Linked DNA regions of Mus musculus: all the other regions are linked to region 2. A link is a contact called in ENCODE Hi-C data. All regions are on one chromosome and are shown on one strand. Each heading gives the region's core, a stretch centred on a gene start or an enhancer-like site at or near the end of the contact. The rest is flanking DNA. Distances are from core to core; before and after follow the strand shown.

Region 1 (4,238 bases), core at 1,450-3,949, 130 kb before region 2:
AGGTGAGCGAACTCCACCTCATGCTGTTTCTTGCTTCCAGTTTTCAAGGTCTTGAGCCCACCCAGACAGGTCAGATGCATCTTAAAAGCATCTGAGTAGAATCTTGGTTTCTACTGCACCAGTGGTTGCCGCTCCTCACATGATCTACCACATTCACAGGGTATTGAGATAATGGCGGAACCTGCCAGGGAAGCCTGTAGACATTATCATGTTCTCTACAGATGGACAGCTTGGAGCACCTATGTCCTCTGCCTCAGACATTTTCCTCTATAGAATAAAGAAGTATGATTTTTATAGAGAATTTTCTTACTCTGCATACATGAAACCGTATTAGAAACAGCAAGGCTGTAAACCTGCTTTTCAGTATGATGATTTTGTATAGATTTTCCTCTGTAAATATAAGTTAGGGTTCTTTATGTAGCTTTCACTGTCCTGGAACTCACTGTGTAGACCAGGCTGGCCTCCAACTCAGAGATAACACCTGTTGCTGCTGCTGCCTCCCAAGTGCTGGGATCAAAGGCGTGTACCACCACCCCTGGCTGGACGTATTTATTTAACCAGGTGTAACTCTCATTTTTATGTTGAGATTTTTCTCAGGGTTTTGTGTTTGTTAATTTCTACAAATTTTTCAAGCTTATGAAAAAAGACTACCACAAATACAGTTTCAGGAACTATGTCAGCTGACTTTTTCCTCTTAGAAATCATATAAAGGTTGCTTCCGCTTATCACACTGACTTATTTGTTGCTTTTGCTTGTTTATCAAACAGAGCAAGTGCTTATGTGCCTGGGCCGTTTCCTCGCAGGCCTTCAGCAGTGTGCCACAGGCCAGCGGTTATAGACTCTGTAGCAGGTGTTGGGATTGTAGGTCACACAGGCTCCTCTTCGAAGGCTCTGTACACTCTCTATGGACAAGATGATTTATGTGCATTTCTAAACAGTTAGGTTCTCACAGCTGCTTCCACCGATGGCATTGTCACGTGTCATTTCACATAGTTGCTGCTGCAGCGATCTCTGGGCTCAGTGTTTGACCTCTGTCTTCAAATGTTTATATCGCAGCTGATAAAACTCTTAAGGCAGACCTCACAGTGCATGGGGAGTCAGTGATGTCAGTCAGTCATTCTCTGTCCTCTTGTCTTTCCCCCATCAGCTGCATTACAAACTTGCCGCATCAGAGAGGGCTTGAGAGGGCTTTGATGCGGGTCAGTGAGCTGGAGGGTGGCGGTGGCGGTGGTGCTGGGGCTGGGGCTGGTTTGGAAGTGCGCAGGTGTTGGTGGCACCTGCTGCTGCTTTACTTTCTTGTGCTTTGCTACTGCACGTCCAGGGTGAAAATGAGCCACAGGCCCAGAAGGGCAGACTTTTGGAAGCTGGTCAAAATGCTTGATGATGCTTTGTCTTTGTGGCAGAACTCAGTCTGAGTTGTCATCCTCTCTGCTGGCCCTAGCCCTGGGACCCAGTCAGCAAGCACGTGTCCTTTTATTTCACCCGGCTGGTTTCTGCCTAAATTCATTGTCTGCTGAATAGGTCAGAGGTTCTCAGATGAATGCTCTTATATATTAGTTTGTCATTTACTAACCATGTAGTTCCCTGCATGGAAATTCCAAATGTGGGCTTTCCTTGACTGAAATGGACGTGCCTATGCTTCTTGTATTCTCAGGCACTTTGTCTAGGTTGAGGAATGTTAGTGTCCGGTAACTTTTTACGTAGAGACATTCTGCCCTTTGTTCTGTCTTCACTATACTCTTAACTTTGGCTTGCATCTCTACTTACATCTTTTTACCCTTTTTTACTCAGTCAAGCTGCATAATGTTATTGCATAATTCATCGGTACCTTTATTCTTATTGAACAGTCACAGGCAGAGTGGAGCTAAGGATGGACCCCAGTGAATCGGTAGGCATTGCTTTAAGGTGGTATTTTATTTGAATAGTGTATGCCAACTTTTCATTCCATTCCCTTGCATAGTGTTCCAGTAGGAAAGCAAGTTTCCTAGTGTATCCCCTGGAGGACGAGTCTCTTGCTTTCTACTTTTAGCTTACAGCAGCACTTTTCCTGGCAACATTTCAGTTCTGGCCATAGCTGCACTAGGATAGTCATTCCCAGTCCACAGGAGGAGAGGTGGACCACACCAGCCGCCCGGGATCTTGGATTGCAGAGGTGACTGGCCTGGAGGCAGATGCCCCGACCCCTGCAGAGCTCCACCCCAGACAGGGTGTTTCCAAAGGTGCTGAGCAGAATTTAGAGCAGTGACTAATTTGCATTATATGATAACATCTGGTAGGTAGCTCTGGAATCAAAGAAGGGAAAATATGAGCCAGCTACATTGGGGAGTGTGAACTTGGAGCATTCTCTTCCTGCTTCTGGTCCTGAAGTATCTTGAAGATACACACATTAGGTTGTTTTCCTGTGAGCAGACTGTCTATAGAGAAGGATGGAACAGTCTTCACCAGGTGGGTGTGGAGATAGATTCTGACTCACTGCAGGACTGCACTCAGACTCAATGGCAGCCTATCAAGAGGCGTGCCAGCCCAGAGATAAGCATTGGAGATAGCAGAGAAGGCTTGAAAGGCTCAGTAATGAGGATCTGTAAAGGAAATGGTTTTGAAAACATAAGATAGGCATTTAAGTGTCTGCCTTAAGAGAAGGGGGAGGTAACCGGCTAGCAGAAGCCAGGAAACAGGACCCAAACAAAGGCAGCCTGGCCTAGTGCCTGGGAGGACCTGGTGCTAGAACAGCAGTGTTTGTTTATCCAGGCACACACTGCTGCTCCTCTCAAGGGGCTGGCTCGAAGTCCAAGTTCTGGGTGACCTCAGTGCCTGTAGCATTGGAGATAAAAGCTTAACCTAGATATACCCAGTAGTTACAAATTGTTCCTTAGTGAGTGAATTTATCAGCTAACTAACATAAATGTTGCCATATCCTCTTTATTGTAATGGGAGTTCCTTAGAAAACTGGTTTGAGTGGAGAGCTGTAGATGGCCTGTAGTCCTTGATAACAGTAGCCAGGACGCTTGCTCTGGCCAGTATCTGTCTGCAGCATATGGGACAGGTGGAGGCTGTTGAGAGTTCCCCTTGCCTCCTGCACTTCCTGTAAGCCAGCACTGCTTGACTGGTTGTGAAGATTTCTGTTTGTATCTAGGCAGCTCCTCTGAGGGTGGGACTTAACTCTCAGAGGCCCCATTGCAGTGAGATAGAGGGCCTGCTAGTTTATCTGTGGTACACATGGCCCATGGCAAGGGCTCAGTAATTCTGCTTAACCACAAGTGGGACTGGCTCATGTCCCACTCATGTTCACCTCAGAACTTTTCGCTGCTATCTTAAAGTCTTAATATACTAAATATACTTAATATTAAAATGCCACCTGAATTTTCAATTGACTTTTTTACATTTACTTTGTGTGTATATGGCACATGTGTGAAGGTCAGAGGACAACTTGTGGGACTTGGTTCTTTCCACTGTGTGAGCTCTGGGACTAGAACTCAGTAGTTAGGCTTAGCAGTGAGTGCCTTTACCAGATATTTCATCCCACTGGACCTTTTAAATATATTCTATTTGATTATATACAGATTCTGTGAGCCCCTATCTAGTAGTTACATCTCATTTTTTGTCTTGATTTTTTTTTTCTTTTTTTTCTTTTTAAAGACATGGCCTCAGGTAGCTCAGCATGGCCTGTGTAGTCAGAGATGACTCTGAACTGCTGCCCTCTTTGCCTCTATCTCCTAAGTGCTGGGATTACAGATGTGTAACACCATACCCTGTTTATTTGGTGCTGGGACGGAATGGAGGGCCTCATGCATACTAATTAGACAACACTGTACCAGCTGAATTGTTTCCACCCCTTTTACATCTCTCTATTCAGGCTCCAGCCAGGTTAGACTGGACCCTGGTAAGTTTATTCATGAAGTTTTATTCAGTAGTACCATTTCCTAAGCTAGACCTGGAAACAGTCTTTTATCTGATGGCTGAACAGATTCTAGGCAGACACTTGCTTACTGGTGGTTGCTGTGATGGGCCTGGAATTGGGGGCAGGAGTGCACTGGGGACGTTGGGGAAGGCACACCTCAGGACACACTCAGTGTGAGTCAGTCTGTGTGTCTCCTATAATGATTATTTTCTTATAAGTTCAGCTTTTAAAAAAGCTTTTGGGATCCCCAAATACACAAATGCCATCTAAAGCTGTCATTGTTCAGGATGAGTGACCCATTTGGGAGCTTAGGCAGTAAGACACTGTATCTTTGTTACAA
Region 2 (3,874 bases), core at 1,196-3,695:
TGCCAGTGCCTGGCAAACACAGAAGTGGATGCTCACAGTCATCTATTGGATGGAACACAGGGCCCCCAATGGAGGAGCTAGAGAAAGTACCCATAAGGGGTTTCTAAAGGAGCTTTATGCCTCTGGAATAAGGTGAACGAAGCCACACCTGATGGTTTTCTGTTTCTTTTCTACATGCACTTGGCTAGAAGTCTTCATACTTCCTGCATTCGCAGTGGTAATCTCTCTTTTATTTCTGGGTGTAAAGTTAATATTTTATTCAAAGACGACATGCAATTGGGAGCAATGTGGGATGAGGAGATGGCAGAAGAGTTGAAGGGGGAGGGGAGCATCAATAAAATCAATTTATATTGTATGCATGTGTGAAACATCCAAAGAATAATAATATACTTTAAAAGTCATTTCTGGCTTTGATTTGACAAGATCCAACATTGTGGTGCTATAAGGGCAATTAAAAAAAGTAACAGGGAAGAAAATAGTCTAATAAAATATTGAGGTATTATAATAAAATATCATCATAATAAAATCAATAGAATATTCTATAAAATATGAAATTTAAGAAGTATACTTGTGAACTTCCAAGAAGACAAAGAACTAAGAAAATTCTTTTTTTAGCTCTAAGGGTTGGAGAGATGGCTCAGTGGTTAAGAGCACTGACTGTTCTTCCAGAGGTCCTGAGTTCAATTCCCAGCAACCACAAGGTGGCTCACAACCATCTGTAATGGAATCTGATGCCCTCTTCTGGTGTGTCTGAAAATAAATAAATCTTTAAAAATGTTCGGCCTTATTATTATTGTGTGTAAGCATGAAGCGTTGTCTGTCTCCAGAAGTCCTCTGTCGGCTCCAGCAGAAAGTCAGTATTCATTACCCTACTCTGTCTAGTCCACTCTGTGGCTGCCCCAGACTACCCACGTGAAGGGAGCACAAGGCCCGTCCAGTAAGGTCCGGTTACTTCACTTCGAATGATGCTTCAAGGTTTCACATATTATAGCAGGTGCCCAGATTTCACTCCTTTTATGGCCAAATAATCCTCCCTAGCCGTTCGGGATGAATTTGGCTCATTTATCGCCTGGTGAAATAGGCTCATGCATTTTCTCTCTCCAGTATTCATCACTGCCAAGAACCGTCTCCTCGCCCTGCTCTCTGTGCTTCTGAGAAGCTAAAGAGCCTGCTCAGCAGTTAGCAGCATGTTCTTGCAGAGAACTGGAGTTCAATTCCTGACACCCATATCTGGTGGCTCACAACCACCTTTAACTTCAGCTCCAGGGGCTCTAGCGCCCTCGTCTGGCCTCCCTGGGCACTGCATTCAAGTGCGCAAATCCACACTGACATGCATATACAACATCAAAAATAGACGCGTTTCTCATGTGTGTGGTACATGTGTGGTATATGCATGTTCATGTGTGTGTGCTTGTGGAGACCCAGTGGAGGAGGAGATGCCAGAAGCTCACATGGTGAGACATGTCACCACCCAGCCCTACACCCCCCACAAATCAGCCACCAGAGTCCTGAGCCGTGGGGCCTGCAGATCGCCCACCGTATCTATTCATCAGCTGGCTCCACCCAGTTCAGACTCTCAGCTTAACAGGTGCTACAGACATAAGTCCCCAGTTTCCCCCAGAGCCCAAGTCCAAAATAGCTGTCCCTAAAGCCATGCCACCTCCAAACCCACTTGGTCTGAGGCCCTGTCCCATCCCTATAGGCTGTGGGATCCCAACAGTGAGCCTAATGGGCAGTGCAGACTGGGGACCCACTCGGGAGGCTGAGGCAGACAGCGCATGAGTTGAAGGCCAGCTTGAGCCAGAAACTGAGCAAGCTGGGGGAGAGCTTACCTAGTACGTGCAAAACTTGGGGTTCATTCCCCTGCACCCCATAAAACTAAGAATGCTGGCCCCTGCCTGTAATCCCACCACAGGAAGTGGAGGCCAAGAGGAACAGAAGTTCAAGGTCGCCTCTAGCTACACAGACTTTTAGGCTATCCCGGACTTCAGGAGACCCCGGCTCAAAAACAAATAAACGAAAACGGGGGCGGGGGAGGGGGCTGGGGAGCAGGCGGAGTAAGTTCTGTTCCCAGCACTTGAAAGGTGGCCAACGACCATCCATACCCCTAGCTCCAGGGGACCTGACACCCTCTTCTGACCTCTATAGTCACAAGCACGCATGGGATGCACCGACGTACGTGCAGGCAAAACATTTACAGGTGCAAAAATAAAGCCACGAAACTGAATGGTGACTGAGTCACGCAGTCGTTTCTTCTCCGGACATGTAAAGGCTGCGAGTACAAGGCAGGAGCCATCAGCTACAGAATGTCGTGGTCTTGCTGGATCAGGGGCGACATCCACAGGCAAAGCAGAACCTGTGGTTAAGAGAAGTCTGTGAGACCGAGGGACGGGGCTGCAGGAGCAGATGATACTGGAAAGGAACAAAGAAAGATGTCCCTCCGTACAGCCTCGTGGGGCGGCGGTGGGCTCAGTCCTTACTCTGAACCATTCTTCTGCGCTTTTCCTAGGCTGCTGCTGCCCCTCCCCCTCCTCCTGGCTGCTGGTGGCAGAGAAAATGGGAGGGTTTCTCTCTAAAGCCAGGTTCAAGCGTCAGGGCTTTAAGCGTCCTTGTAGTTCCCGGTACCTTTGAGATCTTCCCACTGGTTTTTCTACATTTACTTTCCCTTTTCAGTCGACGCGCCCATAGAGAAACTGAGGCACGGGAGGGCTAAACAACCTGCCCCCGGGGCAACTGGGGCTAAATCTATAAACAGCAAAAAAGCGTGCCACACTAAAGCAGAGGGCTACGCTAAAATACAAAGGCGCAAGAGCCTGGATGTATTCTGCGAGAGGGTGCGGAGCCCGGGTCCCAGAGGCTGGCAAGAAGCATCCTGCAAACCGGCCTGGAGTGAACCCTCTGCAGGCGGCGGAACTGACGGCTGAAGATCAGAGGCGAGTCTGGATTCTGTTCCCTAGCCAGAAGCTGCCAGAATAAGGACAGGTGAGCGCCCTGTGCCAGGAACTGAGCCCACCTTTGCTTTTACTGTGGCGCCACCTTGTGGCATTGTTTTAGAACTACAACCTCTTCAGAGGATTCCGTCATTGCCAAGCCTTTCCCAGTGTACTAGATACCCACGTGGATGTTTTAATACCAAACCAATTAGTGATGCAGACGATAAAATAAATAAAAACAAAAACGTATTTATTTTCTTAAACGTTTGTGCAATAATATGTGTCATTGGGCTGGAGAGATGGCTCAGCGGGTAAGAGCACTGACTGCTCTTCCAGAGGTCCTGAGTTCAATTCCCAGCAACCACATGGTGGCTCACAACTGTCTGTAATGGGCTCTGATGCCACTTCTGGTCTGAAGACAGCGACAGTGTACTCACATGCATTAAACTAATTAATTAATTAAAATATATAATTATCCAATAACAAGTGAATTTTAATGCAACTGAAATATTTGCAAAAGAAACCATTTCCAGCAGCCACAAAATCCTACCACTGAGGAAATTTCTTTCTTGATCAACTTATTAGTTTTAAAGAGATTAAAGACTGTTTAAGTTTTAATATTGTCTATGAATTAGTAATACAGCTTACATATGCAGTAGTAACGTCACCTTCTAATGAAAAACGCATATCTCCCTATTCTCAAGGCACTGCTAAGGGGTTTTCGCTTGGTTTTGTTCTGGTTTTTTGAGTTTTTTTTTGTTTTGTTTTGTTTGTTTTTTGCCTGTTTGGAGTGTGTGCTGTTGATATAGGATCTCATTATGGAACCCAGGCTCGCCTGCAACTTATAACCTCCTCATCTCAGCCCCGTCAGTAAATCTTCAACACAAAATGAGGCAGAGTAGGGAAGTACTCAGCACTCAAGGGTGCTTACTGCCTTTCTA
Region 3 (4,118 bases), core at 1,614-4,113, 240 kb before region 2:
CTTGGATGCTTATGTTCCAACAGCAGGTACTCTACTAACTGACCCTTCCCCACCCCTCCAAGAATTTTTCTAAGCCCTAATATCCAATTCTACTGGACTGTGAAGTTTAGAACATATCAGAGAGCAGACAAATATGGCTTATCCTGCTTTTAGAGATCTGTCTACGGAGACAGTAGCAAGATCTGGCCTCTGTTGTTCCTATAGAAACAAGAGAAGCTAAGAAAAATAACCTGGCTAATCTCTCTCTTCCCACAAGCATACCTCCTCCATTCTTCTCGCTGGGGGTATTTACTTGCTTTAGATTTTTAAAGGGGAGGTTTTTATACAAACTTCCCTAGTAAGGTTTTCTCACAGACTTTCATAACCGTAAAGACTGGTTAGAAGACTCATGCCTTTGGCTTTCAAGCCAAAGAAAAACATTCTTTAATTTGCTTACATTTTCAGTTAAATTGAAATGGACACATGCTTGGATCCTTTACAAAGCAATTGAATTCTCCAACTTTGTGACAACACAAGTCCCAGCCTCTATGGGGACTTGGGTGACTTTTTTAAAGTTAATTTTTAAGATGAGACTGGCTTTATCAGATCTGAGAGGATGTCTGAGTCATTCAAATTCAGATCTTTGCCTTGGGGGTTTATAGCCTGAGGATACTTAGAAAGTGAAGCTGCAGCCAGAGAATAAGAGGAAAGAAATGGAGAAAATGTGTCTCCCAGCAGGGAATGAAGAGCTAGGAAGCCTGAGGATTGGAGACTTCGATGCCTGTGTGGAGACTGTCTCCCTTCACTAACCCTCTAAAGCTACCTGAGCAACTCTACCTTTTGAAAAGTTTGCATTTGTGTCTGTATGTCTGTCTTTTTGCCATATGTGTGCAGCATCCCTTGGACTCTCTGGAGTTGGAATTACAAACAGAGAACCAAAATTGGGCCCTCTGGAAGCACAGCTACTCTTTTTAACCTTGAGTGTCTCCCCAGCCACCAAAGCCTACTTTTTGCTTTGAGGCTTCATCCTTGTAGCCTCAGACCCAGGTCTGTCCTCTCTAGACTAAGCAGAAGTTTGGTTGCTACCAGGACAAACTACATGAATGCCCCCGCCACATTACTGTATAACAGGCACTACCTATACTATTGAGATGGATTAAATCAGCCACTCATAGCAGCTGAGAAAATCCTGATTGTTCTCAAACAAGGCAAAGATCGGGTCCTAGAAAAGTTATGATCAGGAAGTAGCTATCCTTTTAAACACAAGACACATTGTTTTCTGGGTGTGGCTATGCTATCTATTTTCTGTGGTTACTTGGGAGTTTCCTCTGAGGCAGAGAGGATACATACTGGCAAGGTCTGCTTTATAGTGTGCAATAATGTTACCAGTGGTAAGGTTTTTGTTTTGGTTTGGGTTTTGGTATTTTGAGACAGAGTCTGACTACATAGCTCAGACCAGGCTTGACCTTGTGGCATTCTTTGCTGCAGCCTCCTGAGTGCTGGGATTACAAGTATATATACCACCACCTCTGGTTGTCCGCAGTCCTAAAAACTTGGAGTTGTCCATCGAGCCATTGAGTGCCAGGGACAGGCAAAGCTCCCAGGACAGCAGGAAGATTAAGATGGATAAGACCTTTCATCCCAACACTTAGGAAACTGAGGCAGGAGGACTGGGATCACGCTAAGAGCCCTTCTTTGTCGGCTGCTATGCACCTGCCCATAGTGAGAAGCCAAGAACAATCCAGTCACTGTTCTTACAAGCCCTGGACCAGAGTCTAACTTAGACTCTATTAATTCAATTTGGATCCTTGGTAAACGTATGATCAACACCTCCAATCTTCATCCTTGCTAGTTTCTAAAAAAAGAAATCTGTGCATGGGGGAGGGAGGGAGGGAGTAGTATGGAGGGGTAGGAGATGGGGAGGTATGTTGTGGGAGTTCTGAACTCTGATTCTTCTGGGAAGAAAGGAAGCTGGGATGAAGTTCCCTGATGTATCCTGTTACAATTCTTAACAGTCTTATTCTTTCTATCCTTAAAAGGCAAAGCTAGGCTAAGAGCATCGCCTCAGATAAACGTGGGCAGGGTTAAGGGATTGAAATGGTCTGTGGGACACACTGTTGAGAACAGGACCAAGAATTGAAAACTGGGCTCGTGGGGTGGGGGTGGGGCTGTTAGGTCATCGCCGAGAAGAAAAGAAATGGAGAACTTCTGAGAAGATTAGAAGAACAACTACATGAGGTTAAAAGTCCATATTAGAAAGTGAAAGTGATGTGAATGCCCCCAAAAACCAAGAGGCAAGCAGAGGCTTTCTCCAGACTCAAACCTTTCACTCAAGAAGATCGCTTTGAGTTTGGATTGTTAAGTTTTGATCATTGCTTCTCAGAAATGAGTTTCTAATATACTGATCAGTATGCTATGTCCTCTGACTAACTTTGGCCTCTGGATAGACAAGCATTAGGGAGCTGAGCTTCTGCAAAGAGTGGGGGTGGGGGGAGAGCCCTGGGTAAGAAGGGCTCGCACACGTCTGCGACTTTGACTCTGAAATCCAGCTCTCAAGTGGGTGCGGCCTGGCCACTGCCCTTTCCCAGCAGAAGCGAGGTCCAGCTCGGAAATTACAAACTTGTTTTTTCCCTCACACAACCAGTTGGAAACCTGGAAGATCTGGTCTAGAAGGATGGTATCCCCCACTTAGTAAGTAATCTGTCAGTTGCGAGGCCAGGCGGCTTGCGTGCGTCAGCGACCCTCCCACCCTCCAGGGCCTCACTAACCAGAGCAGGAGGTGGGCGCGGCCAGCATCCCACTGCTGGACAAGGCTGTGACTCCCCCTGATGCTGGCGAAGGGTCCCCGCCTCGGGCACAGAGTTGCGGGAGTCCAGTTTCTGTTGACAACCACATCGCTGCAGTTGCTAAGACACCGCCAATCACAGCGTGGCTCGGGATCCGGCCCCGCCCACCAATGAGCCCCTCAGAGGGAGTAAAGAGATGATGGGGACTGCGAAGAAACTGGATGTTGGTGTTGCAAAACCAATTTGGTCCACCCGGAAAGAGAGCAGCCTAAGGCTCGTCCTCTGCGCCTGACCCTGGGAAAGTTGACAGCGGCAAATATTAGAGATTAGGTTAACAAATATTCAGATGGGCAGAAAAGCAGACGACTGCCCGCTGAAGGAAGCCTGTTCTCTCGATTTACTTCCGGCAGATTACCGCAGCCCGCGCCTTTTGTTTTGATTTCTCCCTCGGTATTATAAAGAGATCCTTTCTTCATTGCGTCTTTAAGGGAAGGAAACCTAGAGTTGGAGCGGTTCGTTACAGGTGCTCAGCTAGAAGGGGTGGTCAGATGAGCGTTCACAGTTTTGCCAGATTGTAACTTTGGACACAAGAGCTGCCAGGATCAAAAAAAAAAAAAAAAAAAAAAAAAAAAAAAGATTGTGAATAAAACCTCCTGGAGAGGAGGGGGGAGGGAAGCTGTGTCCGCAGAGACTGATTTTGACTGATTAGAATTTCAGTTCTGCAGAGAGGTTAGAATGTTGCTGTTCTGAAGGCTAATTGCCTTATCTTGGGCCAGTTCTAACCCCTCTTGGAGAGCCATTCCTTGCCCACTTCTGTGACCAAACTAACCTCTTGTGACTAAAAGATAGACGGACAACTAGCCTCCACCAATCCAAAGGCTAAGAATGTCCCACAGCATCTTGAAAAGCTTTCCCCACTCTCACCGTGCCTGCTTCTCTGGTGTGCCCTCCAAGGTACTTTAAATTTATCATGATTTGTGACTTTCTTTGTTCTATGAAAAGTTCATGAAACTGCTTCCACGTTGGAACATGGAGTTTGGGGTAAACTAAATCTGTGTTGTACAGGGCCACAGCTATTCAAAATGGCTCCAGAACAGGCTTGCTTATACCCTCTAAGCTGAGAGCTGTGGTTTTTGCAAATCTACAGGTAGTACTCCTATAGGGATTCGGTACTGCACTCTACCTAATGCTTATTTAGTCTTGCCTTACAAGCATACAGATGGCTCAAAATGCAAACCTGCCATTCTTCAAGCAATCACACTCACACAAAAATGTGCTTATGAAAATCTATAAGTAAAAGATTCTATAAGGGCTGGAGAGATGGCTCAGAGGTTGAGAGCACTGATTATTTTT

The links. Hi-C counts contacts between places; a loop is a spot of excess contacts on that map.
Region 1: a loop to region 2 is called in a map of v-Abl transformed pro-B cells, with 2.5 times the contacts of the local background. The contact joins two enhancer-like sites. A Hi-C loop is called at or near these places in 1 of 37 maps with a recorded cell type or tissue (v-Abl transformed pro-B cells).
Region 3: a loop to region 2 is called in a map of v-Abl transformed pro-B cells, with 3 times the contacts of the local background. The contact joins the promoter of Vwa3b here to the enhancer-like site in region 2. A Hi-C loop is called at or near these places in 1 of 37 maps with a recorded cell type or tissue (v-Abl transformed pro-B cells).

The regions. Positions count from the first base shown.
Region 1 is chr1:36,918,784-36,923,021 of GRCm38, reverse strand. The region is part of intron 1 of Tmem131 (transmembrane protein 131); the gene reads left to right. Among named protein-coding and RNA genes, the nearest start is that of Tmem131, 19 kb to the left of the region's middle. Within about 2 kb of position 2,699, at least 3 of the 3 ENCODE cell types and tissues checked have a DNase peak (open chromatin) inside an H3K27ac peak, as active enhancers do.
Region 2 is chr1:36,783,993-36,787,866 of GRCm38, reverse strand. No RefSeq gene overlaps it. Among named protein-coding and RNA genes, the nearest start is that of Zap70, 24 kb to the right of the region's middle. Within about 2 kb of position 2,445, at least 1 of the 3 ENCODE cell types and tissues checked has a DNase peak (open chromatin) inside an H3K27ac peak, as active enhancers do.
Region 3 is chr1:37,028,058-37,032,175 of GRCm38, reverse strand. It overlaps Vwa3b (von Willebrand factor A domain containing 3B), which reads right to left and starts at 2,863. Exons shown (of 28, transcript NM_001370828.1): 1 at 2,748-2,863.